Regions from separate parts of the Homo sapiens genome. Here all the other regions are linked to region 4. A link is a contact called in ENCODE Hi-C or POLR2A ChIA-PET data. All regions are on one chromosome and are shown on one strand. Each heading gives the region's core, a stretch centred on a gene start or an enhancer-like site at or near the end of the contact. The rest is flanking DNA. Distances are from core to core; before and after follow the strand shown. Region 1 holds the start of NADK2 (NAD kinase 2, mitochondrial). Region 2 holds the start of TTC23L-AS1 (TTC23L antisense RNA 1). Region 3 holds the start of LMBRD2 (LMBR1 domain containing 2). Region 4 holds the start of C5orf22 (chromosome 5 open reading frame 22).

Region 1 (2,700 bases), core at 141-2,640, 4.7 Mb before region 4:
GAAGTTTAAAATAGTAAGACTACAAAGGAGTCTGAGGATAGTTATAGATGTTACCTCTAGAAGCTCAGGTTATTAAGGTTGTTACACTACACGTCACTATTAGCAGCTGCTGTGAGGGAAAGTTCTTGGTGAGAACGGGTCAGTGGTAGAACTTTACCAAGTAAACACCTATCGGGCTTCATTGTGTATGCTCCCAGTCCAATACACTACCTGGCACACAGCAGGCACACCGCGGGAACCCACGAATGAACGCTGGTGCTGGTGGGCCCGTGAGGAGAGTCATAGATTCACTGAATCGATTTGGACTTGGTAGAACCTTGGGGTCACCCTAACCCCCTTTTTACAGATGAGGAATCTGAGGCCCAGAAAGATGAGGTAACCTGCCCAAAGTCCAGAAGCGACGTAGCGCCAGGACTACAAAGGAGCAAACACAGTGCCAGGGGAAGGGGATCTAAGGAGCTGCGGAATTGAACAGCAGGATGTGCACTGCCATGTGGTTCTCCCCTTACAATGGGACGTTTCCTTCTGTTCTCGTCACACCCCAGCCCAGGTCCTGATCACTCCACGGGTCATTATCCCAACAGCATCCCTTCCTCCTCTTCTTGCCTCCCAAGCTACCCAAGATTCCAAAGCCAGATCAATAGTCATCAAACATTGCTTTAACTCACTCCTTTCCAGTTAAAAGCTTTCAAAGAACTAATTCATTTGGACTTTGTCCTATAGGTAGGGCTCTTCGGGGGGGCAGGGGGCAGCGGGGCGGGCACTGGGTCCCACGCCGAGAGGATTTCGTGCCAAGCCACGCACACGGTGCAGCAGGAGCCGGGTCCGCCTCCTCAGCCCCCAGCCCGGCCCCAGACACACCAGCTATCACACCGACCCTGGTCAAATAAACCAATGGGCACGTGGTCGGCCTGCAGAACAGAACCCAAGCGAGCATATGCCAGGAACCTGCCTTCCCGCCAGCCGCTCAAAACCCCACCCGCTGGCCCCGCGCCGCCTCAGACCGGATCCAGCTGGATTCCTCAGGGCGACGCAATCGCCTAACAGAATTCTACCTCTTTCTCAGGCCGCAGCCAATGGCGCGGCCCCTCGGATCCGGAGCCGCCGCGGGCTCTGATTGGCCGATAGAGTTAGCCTGGGGGCGGGAGAAGAGCGACCTCGGGGAAGCGTGTGGTGCGGGGAGGTCGCCCCCGGGCGGCGAAGCAGCCATTATGCAGGCGTGAGTGAAACGAATAAACAAACAAACAAAACCCACTAGCTGGGGCCTCCATTTCTTCCCCGCCCACCTTTCTCCCGCGTGGGGTCTCCCGTTTCCCAATCGCCACGCTTTCCCCGCCTTCGTCAACGCCTGGGTACGTCCCCCTAGCCGCGTGGGCCACGCACGTCCTGGCACTTAACCTCTGCCCGTCCGGCGCGAAGTTAGAGGCCCGGGCGGCGCGGACGGCGCGCACTCCCGGCGGTAGGGAGCTGAGGCAAGGGGCCCGAGCCCAAGCCCGCGGCCGCGGCCCGGCCCACGATGACTTGCTACCGAGGCTTCTTGCTGGGCAGCTGTTGTCGCGTGGCGGGCGGCCGGGCGGCGGCGCTGCGGGGACCGGGTGCGGGAGGCCCCGCCGCGCGGCCCCGGCTGGGCGGTGACGGTGGCGGCCGGCGGCACCTGGGGCAGGGGCAGCCGCGCGAGCTGGCGGGCTGTGGCAGCCGCGCGGACGGCGGCTTCCGCCCCTCCCGGGTGGTGGTGGTGGCCAAAACCACCCGGTACGAGTTCGAGCAGCAGCGGTACCGTTACGCGGAGCTCTCGGAGGAGGACCTGAAGCAGCTGGTGGGTCCTGGCTCGGCCCCGCTTCGCTCCCGGGCTCGGCCGGGGCTCTGGTGGCGGCTGCGCCCCCTCGGGGGGACCTCTCGGGACGACTCTTCCCAGGGCACCGCAGATGCCGGTCCTGCCTCTCTCGCGGCCCCCAGGTCCTCTGGCTTCTCCCTGGGCCTCCTTTGCCTTTGGGCGTGTGTGCGAGGGAGAGGCAGGGCCGGGGAGAGGGGGAGAGAGAGGGACAGTGGTTCATGCAGGGACTTAGGAGGCAGGGGCGCCGCGGGGAGGGCGAAGAGGGGCTGCCGAGTGGCCTCAGAGTGAGGGGTTTGAGGATTCGTTGGTGCCCTCGCCGCCCCCGCCCTCGTTCCCTGGTTGGGACCCACTCCAAGAAAGTGAGCCAGTGGCCTGAGGTCTGGACGCCCTGCGAACAGCTCCCCTGGCCGCCGCGAGAAAGGGGGCCCAGGGCGCCGCTGAGGGCTGCCGGGGGAAAAGGGCCGAAACAACCGCGGACACACCCCCTTTTACTCTGCAGGACTGCGAGGCCTAGGGCACTCCGGAAAGTCCTTCAGCGTGAGCCTTTTCCTTGCTGGAACGTGGTCGTTGGACACTACGAGCTTGTTTTAAAAGCACAGGTCTTTGGTGCTAAGAAGGAAAAGGGAGAAAATTTGACTTGTATATGTACGTTATTAAGGAGAAATGTCAGGACAAGGGGCTGGTATACTGGGTAGTGTGTGAAATAAAAAAGCCTGCGACTCTTGTGCAGCAGTATCTCCACAATATACCATATTTGATATGTTTATTAATATATCTGCAAAGATACAAATCCAAGGGAAAAACCAGAGTTTGAATCTTCCTGTTGTCATCCCCCCCCACCAACTTTAAAAACAGTTTCTGATCCC
Region 2 (2,700 bases), core at 99-2,598, 3.3 Mb before region 4:
GCTTGCATCTTCTTCCTACCAAGAATCAGGTAAGGTCAGCTTTGAGAGAAAAGGCTGGGTGTCTGTTCTATTTTCCCCCTCTGGTTTGCTATTAACATTAAACTAAAACTGCTCAAATATATAACCCATCCTAAATCCACAGACTACGCATACTTAGATATGGAGACCGCTGGAAAACAGACATTTGCCAAATTAAATGTCTAAGTTAAATTTCTTTCCCCTAATTTCAACTCCACCCTACTTCTCCAAAATCCCTGGCCTTTATGTCTCAAAGCAAGCACATTTACAGTTCCTGGGTCATCAAAACTATGGTCACCTACTTAACTCAGATATTGTTTTTGCAGGTCTGACGGCGTGTTGGATTTAAGCAAAGCAACCAACTCTCAGTGGTAAACGAAGCACAGCCAGTGTATTGGTTAATTCTGCTTTCCCCCCCCCCCCCGGGGTCATTTCACTAATTAATAGCAGATTCTAGTACAGGGGTCACGAGGCGGGTACAGAGGCTCACGCCTGTAATCCCAGCACTGTGGGAAGCCGAGGCGGGTGGATCACCCGAGTTCAGGAGTTCGAGACCAGCCTGGCCAACAGGGTGAAACCCCGTCTCTACTAAAAATACAAAATATAGTCGGCTGTGGTGGTGCACGCCTGTAGTTCCAGCTACTCGGGAGGCTGAGGCAGGAGAATCGCTTGAACCCGGGAGGCGGAGATCGCGCCACTGCACTCCAGCCTGGGCGACAGAGCGAGACTCCGTCTCAAAATAAAATAAAACAATAAAATGAAATTCATGTGTCTGTTTTAGTTGTTGCTGTTAGATGATAGGAGAAACCTCGGAAGCACAAAACGAAAAATGTGATTTCTAAATACAGTATTTGTGAAATTCAACTCTCAAGGAAGGCTATGCCAGTCGCTTAAATCAAACCCAAATCGAACGCAGTTACTTATTGAATGTTAACATCCACCAAGTCGCCTCTCCTTTCACCCTCCAGAATCACTAATTCCCACCGAGCCCTGAGTGGCTTTCTGACCCAGGCTCCAGAGCATCCATTATCCGAAAATCAGAAAGGGAGAGTCACTAATTTCTCTTTTTAACCTCCACTTTAAACACTATGCCCACAGCAAAGAGTTCTGATCTCTCAAACTCCCGGACTCTGTTCCTATGACGTTCCGCACGGCCCTGAGCCCCTCAAGGACGAATCGCTCCTCTTTTCCCGCTGTGGTTCTGCGGCAAGTCTGTAAGCCCTGACGCCGCAGGTCGAGCTCTGAGAGCCTCTCTGCCGCGGAGGCTCTAAGAGAACGCGCGAGTGCGCAAAGGGCACCTGGCTCAAGGCGGAGAAACCACGCCCCGGAACCAGCCTCCCAGCTCCCTGAGCCCGACGGCGCGGCTTCCTCCCGCTGCGTCGGCCTCCTGACCCTGGCGCACCTCGGTCCGGGCGCCAAAGCGGTGCCTCGCGAAAGCTGCACAGCCTGCGACGTCCCCAGTTACCTTCCGCAGCCCAGGTCCGGCCAAGGAGACAATACCGTTGCCATGGGAACGGAACGCTACGGGTTCTGCTGGGAGCGCCTGTAGCCATGGCGACGCGGGGCACTTCCGGTTCGGAGAGTCCCTGTTGTCTGGCGCCTACAGCAGCCCTTGCCTTACCCTCCGCTTTCCCTTCCCCGCAGGTTAGACGCGCCCGGCCTCCGGCTCGCCCCAAAACTGGCCTCTGCATATTGTATCTCACGAGACCTTACCCCTCGGAGGTGAAGGCGTAGGAAGAGAAGATACATTCCGTCCAAGGATGGAAGGGAGCGCCGGGCCCCACGGCCCTACTTATTTAAAGCTGCGACGTGTGCGGGCTGTATTCGGCGACGATCCTGGCCACGGTGCACCCCCACAGCTCCTCGGGAGTTTTGTTTTTATGGACCCCAGAGGAAAGGCTTAGATATGGCTGTTGACTGTGCTGGCACCGTCTGTGTTACCCAGTAAGATTGGAGCTAGGCATGGTTAGGAAAGCTGATTGCAGGAAGAGAGTAGGGTAAGAAATCGACTACTAGATCTGCTAATGGTTAGCTGTTCATTATTTATTTAGCACTTAGCCCTAAATAATGCAGCCATATCTTACCCTTTCGTTGGCATGGAATACAGTGTGTGTAATACACACAAGGTGCAGAGGCAATTGTGGCCATACCCAAAGAAACAGCGCCAGCTCTTGCAACGCTATGTTGAAGGATGTTATTATGAACCCTATCATAGACTAGGCCTATGGCAAGTCAAGTTGGAGTGAATGTGTCCCAGTTGTTTTCAGAAAAGAGCAGACTAGGTAGAGAGACAAGGAGAACATTGAGAATGTGAAAGATGGTGTTTACGTTTGGTGTTTGTTATTTCCAGCTCTAGGCTGGAAGTTTAATTGCCATTGATCCAAGACTGCCAAGAAAGCCTTTTTGGAGTTAGGTTGGAGGAGTTATTTAAATGAGTTTGCTTGAATATCTCTTAAGTAAAACCTGTATGGTCTGTTAACTCAAGATTTAAATCTGTACTTTCGAGCTCCATAGTCACAATTTTGGAAAGATTCCCCCACTTTATTCTTTTTCCTAAGAAAACTCTCAGCATGGAACAATGATGACAGCAATGAACCTGATTTCAGAATGTCAAGGTTCTGGTTTTGACTCTGTAGCCTGGGCCGAGTCACGGCCAGTGGGTCCCAATTTTCTTGCCTATAC
Region 3 (2,700 bases), core at 79-2,578, 4.6 Mb before region 4:
TCTACCAAGATTCCTGCATACTTGACGACTTGCCCTATTTTGTTGAAAAATAGCTTCAGAATTAGGCAATCTTAAAAGGAACCCATGCTAAAGATCTCTGAACAAAGGTTTCCCAACAACATAGCTAAATCCACCCTTTGCATAACTGACATTTTTACCCTCATGTCCTTACCTGGAAAGTTCTCTCGATTTAGCTTAGGCCTGCGGACAATCACAAAGTCTTTGTCACTCCCTTTGCTCTTCAGCCGTTTCCGTGGGGGGCTCTCCGGGTGGCCCAGGTTTGAGAGCAGTTCCTGGGGGATGTTCTCACTGTCGGGCTCCTCTTTCTCCAGGGCGGAGACCCCCATGCCTGACAGCAGTTCAGAAGTCTTGCTGGAATCCCATCCCCACGTGAAGCTGGTGGCAACGTTGCTACTCAGGTCTGGAATCTCCTGGAGGTGCTTCCTGCAGAAGTGCACAATACCCCCGGTTCCTTTCGAAAACACACCCATAAATAATTTCAAGGCAATTAAAGAAGCTGCAGTTTATGCATTGTAGGAAACCTTCACAGCAGCTAACAGAATCGCATTTTTTATGTGCCTGCGGCGAGTTACCAAGAAAACGAAGAAATGAAAAGAACAAATCGAGAAGGCTTTTTGACTTACGATCCTGCAGAAGGCCTCAAGAATTTCTCCCAGTGGAGGGAACAGACAAGGAGAGAGACAGGGCAATCATACACTGATTGAAAACGGTGGCAGAAAAGCCCAATTAGGGAAGCCAAATAAAACCACACGCTGATCCCCGCACTAAGGCATCCATCCATTCACACTTTCCCCAAGAAGGGGCTAAGCAACCATTCACTTAACAGCATTACTAACAATATTAGCCAGTAGCGATATTCGCGGCCTAAAAGAATTATTAAGAGGGTCCATTTCATGCTCTTCCCCTTTTTGCAATCCGTTTACCTGTGCATAGCGTCCGCAGGCCCGGGAGTTTAAAATACGTGCATTAACTGCAGAGCTGCTCGCCTCCCAGATTCCCGCTTTGGCGCGCGGCGGCTCCGAGCGTGCTGCTCGGGCCCCCAGCAGCCAGACCCGCTAAGCCTAGCAACGTTCCATCCCCACTGCGCGCGCAAGGCTCTACAGCCCGCTCTGCTTCGCGGCCGCACTGAGGCCCAAGGCCTGCTGGGAATTGTAGTTTCCGTCCCGCTTCGTAGTCCGACGGGCTCGCCCTTACTTCCTTCCCTTGCAGCTTTACCCGCCTTCGAGATACCCACAACCCCCCGCGGGAGCGGGACTGGTCGGCCCACGGGGTAGGCGGGGAGGCGGAAGCGGGCGGCGCTACGGCTGACTGGGAAATGTCAGCCGCTGGACTGTAGACGGATTTTCCTTTCTCGGGAGCCCGCAGGCCTTCTGGTGATCGCCAGCGCTGTCGTCTCTGAGCGTGGATCCCAGAACCTGGACAGCTGTGGCGGCCGCCGTTTCCCGGTCCCGTCCAGACGCTGTCTGGCGAGATCGGACGGTGAGCCTAAGGCGGAACGCGTGAGGCGCTTTTGAGTCTGGGGTCCGGGGCCGAGAGCAGGCGGAAAGAGAGGGGACCCGGCAGACCCCGAGTGGCCGCCGCTGCGGGGCCCAAGTCCTTGGCTGCTGAGTGGTGACAGTAGCCCAGCCCGCCGGCCAGGTGAGAGGCTGCGAACTGCTGGCGTCGCACCTGTTCGTCCTTTTGCCAGGAAGCTTCTTCCTCCGTCGGGGAGAAGGCGGCCCTAAGAATTGGGTCTGTGGACGGGATCCTTCCTTTATCTGTAAAATAACGCACAACAGCTAAACACGCCGTTGGAACGAGAGACAATGGTTTAATTTTAGGGGAGCCGGAGACCCCAGCGGGTCCTGTGTGGTGGGAAGGCTGCGCATGCCCTTGCAGCCTTGACAGGTCTCATAAATAGCAACATGGGAATAAATGAAAGGACTGTATTTTGCAACGAGCTTTACCCGTGCACGCAGGGGGCCTCCAGCAAAGCCATTTGGTTGCTTGCTGTCGCTCAGCTGGCTACGTGTGTTTGCGTCGCCGCCTAAAAGCGAGCTGCTTTCAGCCTATCTCTGCTGAGAAGAGTTTGGGGGCAGTAAGAGTAGGGAGCGTGACATATTCCAGGTACAATGACCATGCGAAATCCATTGGGCAAACTATACTACAACTGTGACCCCGGGAAAACAGTGGAAGAGGGAAGGGGGATGAATTCTAAGCCTCATAAAAATGAAGATTTATAAAGTTCATAAGGAAGCATAACAGCTTCATCGCATATTAGAATATTCAGTGATGCTGTATGACACACCCTCTGGTTTCCTTGAAAAAATGATTCGCTCTGTAGTGAAATTAAACCTCCCTTGTGCAGGTATATGCTTGTTTCAAGCTTGGTCCTTAGCTTGAAAAGTAACTGCCTCTTGAGGAAGGAATTCATGAACCTTTAGCTCGTTCTTGAAAGATGAGATTGGTGTAAAGAAGGGATCTGTTCACAACTTGGTTTTGATTGGAACTAGGTGCAGAATCCTAGGCTAAGCCGTTCATCAAACTAATGTTATATGGAAAGCATTTTAAAATGCAATATCCTGATGTTTTACAGAAAGTGACCTTTATGTTACTTTGGCTAAGGAGAAAGCATTTGCCTTTGTTTGAAGCTACGTCCTTTCCCTGAAGATTGCAACTCATAGGAGAAAATATTTTTGA
Region 4 (2,800 bases), core at 186-2,685:
TTGTAGAGATGGGATTTCGCTCTGCTGTCCAGGCTGGTTAGGGTCTTTTTGGTACACTTAGAATGGTGGGGTTGGGCTAGGTGGTCTATAAAGGCCATTTCTCCTCTTACATCTTCTCTAATTCTAGGTTTAATACCTAATTTGAAAGCACCGTCTAACCTAGGCTTTCTCATTCTCTCAAGGTCATAGACACTATATCCAGGTCCTGAGAAACCTATCTTCCTCTCCTATTAGCTGTCACCAACAGTAAATCCCTCTTCTTTTTTAACGTCCAGAGAACTGCCTCCCATCCCAAGCCTACTGATGCTACTTTAAAACATATTTATTAGATCCATGGGCCTCCTTTGTTGACTTGGAAAAGTCTAGATTAAGACACCAATTTGGCTACTGTAAATCAGCACGGCCATAAACATGGAAACCCCTTTTAGTGTTTATCTATGCAGGGCACCGTGTTAAATTTTTTTTTTTTTTTACGCAATATGGGCCGTGCGCAGTAGCTCACGCCTGCAATCCCAGCACTTTGGGAGGCCGGCGGGGGCCGATCACGTGAGGTCAGACTTTCAGACCATCCTGGCTAACGTGGCGAAGCCCCGTCTCTACTAAAAATACAAAAATTAGCTGGGTACGGTGATGCGTGCCTGTGATCCCAGCTACTCAGGAGGCTGAGACAGAAGAATCGCTCGAACCCAGGAGGCGGAGGTTGCAGTGAGCCGAGATCGCGCCACTGCACTCCAGTCTGGGTAACAGAGAGAGACTCCGTCTCAAAAAAGAAAAAAAAAAGATTTTTAAACACAGTATGCACACAATAATACTCCTAAGAGCCCTGTGAGTCCTACGATTACTGTCCCCATTTCAGATCAGAGCCCACGTTCCAAGCATAAAGCCTCCCATCTAAACAGCAGGGCTGTGGTGGCGATTCCAGGAGATACTTGGAAGCCAGAGTTAACTGCAGGTTAAGAACACAGGGCTCTGCAGCCAGACTGTCCGGTTTCGAATCCCGATGCCACCTTTTGTTTGGTTCTGGGATTTGGGGGCAAACCGAGGTAAATAAGTTGCCCCGACTCGTAGGAAGCGCCCATAAATGTCAGTTCTCATTCTTCCTAGTTAGCTGTTTTGGGGTCCTCTCCACAGCAACGGAATAGGGCAGTTTAACTCTGGTTAACTCTCTGGCCTCCGATGCTAAGGTTGCGCCCTCTGCTTGGCCCTCTGAGCGTCAGGGCTTCCGCTGATTCTGCCCCAGAGCCCTGTTGCCGTCCGCTCACCTCCTGATGATCCTCCACCACCCACACTGGGAGCTTGGGGTAACGCCGGAGACCAGCGCGCCCTCCCGCGGAGTCACTCATGTTTTTGCGCCCGTCAGTTTTGCAGTAAAGCGGTGGCAGCTGGAGAAGACCCGGGAAAGCCGGCGCCTCATCCCGGCCAGCTCTCTCCGGGCGGAAGCGCTCCCTCACCCGGTTGCGTTTTCGGATTGGAGGACGTAGGGGGAGGGGGCGCGGGCTCCAAAGGGTCTTTTGCTGACGATTGGTCTAGACGTCCATCGCTTTCGTTGACGCGCCAATCACCGCGCACAAGGCCCTGCGGTGGGCTGAAGAGTTTTCCCTCCCTTGGCCCAGCTTTCTCAGGTTTGCTTTTTAATTCCCTCGGTTTCCTGTTCCGGAGGCGCGGGCGGTGCCACTGTCTTGGTACCTGCGGTAGTAGCCTGGCTTTGCTCTGACGGCGATCTCGCGGCCCGAGAGCCTTTTATAGGTAAAAGGGGTACCTTGCAAGTGTTAGAAGAGAGTTTCCGAGTGTCAGGATTTAAACGGGGCTGGAGTCTCCGGGGCTGGGGTGAAAAGCGTCCGGGAATTGGGGTCGGGCAGCCCCACTTCAGATCTGCAGCTAAGGGCAAAAGAGCGACGCTAGGCCTGGATCCCGCAAATAAGTGGAAGTGAAAAAGGAGACCTTTCATTCATTTGTGGAGCACACACTATGGTCCAGGCCTGGGGCCGCCCGGCTCTCGGAGGGGAGTGAGATCCTGAGCTCAGCGCCTGCCTCGTGGGGCGTACCGTCTGGCGGGAGATGCAAACAGTAAATGTGCAGTTATGGATCAGGATGAAGGTGACTGCCCTGCAGATCCACCTGGGGAAAGAGGGAGTTCTCAATAAAAATGTAGTCACACTTTAAAATTCTTTTTACATGCACTGACGTTCTGGCCGTGTTAACTATTCAAGACAGCTCCTTCAGTGTCTCTGTTTCCAAACCGCAACCGAGAAGAGACAGACGGAGAAAAGAGAGTTACTTTTCCAGGTGCAGTGAATTCCTTGACTTTTGAATTAAAGTCTGCATCCACAACACAGCCGGACTATGCCTTCAATAGGTCAATTTCATGATTAGTATTTTTAGATTTTCTAACTACTGAAACATCCATGAGGATCTGGCAGTGAATGTTCAGCTCTTGTTACACACTGTACAAGAGTGTTCGTGACCCTGACTTTTGCCCACCTCTAGGTGCGGCACACACCTTTGTGTTCCCCTAAGCCCTGCACATACCTCTTTTTTGTGTGTTTATTGCATTATTTTGTATTTTTAAAACACTTACTTGTACGTGGGTTCTGAGTTCCTTGAATCCTACAGGCTGTGTGTCTTATTATCTCTGAGTCTACAGGGCCTGGGACAGTGCTTCCCATTTATGGGCTCATTAAATATTGCATGACTCAGTGAAAAGGCCTGCTTTCTGTTGCGGAGGTACATGGAAGGGAAATGTACAGTAGCAACATGGAAACATACTATTGGTGAGAGAGTAAACATTTATTGACCACCT

The links. A loop is a pair of places that touch in the nucleus more often than their neighbours do. ChIA-PET counts read pairs that join two places held with the same protein, here RNA polymerase II (POLR2A). Pooled maps may share reads with other maps.
Region 1: a loop to region 4 is called in a map of naive thymus-derived CD4-positive, alpha-beta T cell, with 6 times the contacts of the local background. The contact joins the promoter of NADK2 here to the promoter of C5orf22 in region 4. A Hi-C loop is called at or near these places in 1 of 168 maps with a recorded cell type or tissue (naive thymus-derived CD4-positive, alpha-beta T cell), 1 of 37 single-sample maps with no recorded cell type and 10 of 50 pooled maps.
Region 2: a map of CD4-positive, alpha-beta memory T cell shows a loop between it and region 4 (13-fold over the local background). The contact joins the promoter of TTC23L-AS1 here to the promoter of C5orf22 in region 4. A Hi-C loop is called at or near these places in 2 of 168 maps with a recorded cell type or tissue (CD4-positive, alpha-beta memory T cell and naive thymus-derived CD4-positive, alpha-beta T cell) and 7 of 50 pooled maps.
Region 3: a map of CD8-positive, alpha-beta T cell shows a loop between it and region 4 (8-fold over the local background). The contact joins the promoter of LMBRD2 here to the promoter of C5orf22 in region 4. A Hi-C loop is called at or near these places in 2 of 168 maps with a recorded cell type or tissue (CD8-positive, alpha-beta T cell and naive thymus-derived CD4-positive, alpha-beta T cell), 2 of 37 single-sample maps with no recorded cell type and 11 of 50 pooled maps. POLR2A ChIA-PET finds 5 or more read pairs at or near these places in 2 of 52 experiments (PC-9 and activated CD4-positive, alpha-beta T cell).

What each region holds. Positions count from the first base shown.
Region 1 is chr5:36,240,615-36,243,314 of GRCh38, reverse strand. It overlaps NADK2 (NAD kinase 2, mitochondrial), which reads left to right and starts at 1,390. Exons shown (of 12, transcript NM_001085411.3): 1 at 1,390-1,816. The coding sequence starts at 1,517. It overlaps LOC124900962 (a long non-coding RNA gene), which reads right to left and starts at 1,413. Exons shown (of 3, transcript XR_007058733.1): 1 at 1,287-1,413. RefSeq lists enhancers at 866-1,065, 2,416-2,485 and a silencer at 1,306-2,325.
Region 2 is chr5:34,837,980-34,840,679 of GRCh38, reverse strand. TTC23L-AS1 (TTC23L antisense RNA 1) reads left to right here and starts at 1,348. Exons shown (of 2, transcript NR_183259.1): 1 at 1,348-1,497; 2 at 1,663-2,700. TTC23L (tetratricopeptide repeat domain 23 like) reads right to left here and starts at 1,516. Exons shown (of 11, transcript NM_144725.4): 1 at 1,421-1,516; 2 at 1-15. The coding sequence starts at 8. RefSeq lists an enhancer at 1,117-1,226.
Region 3 is chr5:36,150,515-36,153,214 of GRCh38, reverse strand. LMBRD2 (LMBR1 domain containing 2) reads left to right here and starts at 1,328. Exons shown (of 18, transcript NM_001007527.2): 1 at 1,328-1,659. SKP2 (S-phase kinase associated protein 2) reads right to left here and starts at 1,104. Exons shown (of 10, transcript NM_005983.4): 1 at 945-1,104; 2 at 173-444. The coding sequence starts at 952. RefSeq lists enhancers at 798-987, 1,061-2,044 and silencers at 1,258-1,397, 1,998-2,057.
Region 4 is chr5:31,530,936-31,533,735 of GRCh38, reverse strand. It overlaps C5orf22 (chromosome 5 open reading frame 22), which reads right to left and starts at 1,435. Exons shown (of 9, transcript NM_018356.3): 1 at 1,263-1,435. The coding sequence starts at 1,343. It overlaps DROSHA (drosha ribonuclease III), which reads left to right and starts at 1,643. Exons shown (of 36, transcript NM_001382508.1): 1 at 1,643-1,746; 2 at 2,211-2,286. RefSeq lists enhancers at 1,214-1,263, 1,314-1,363, 1,394-1,563.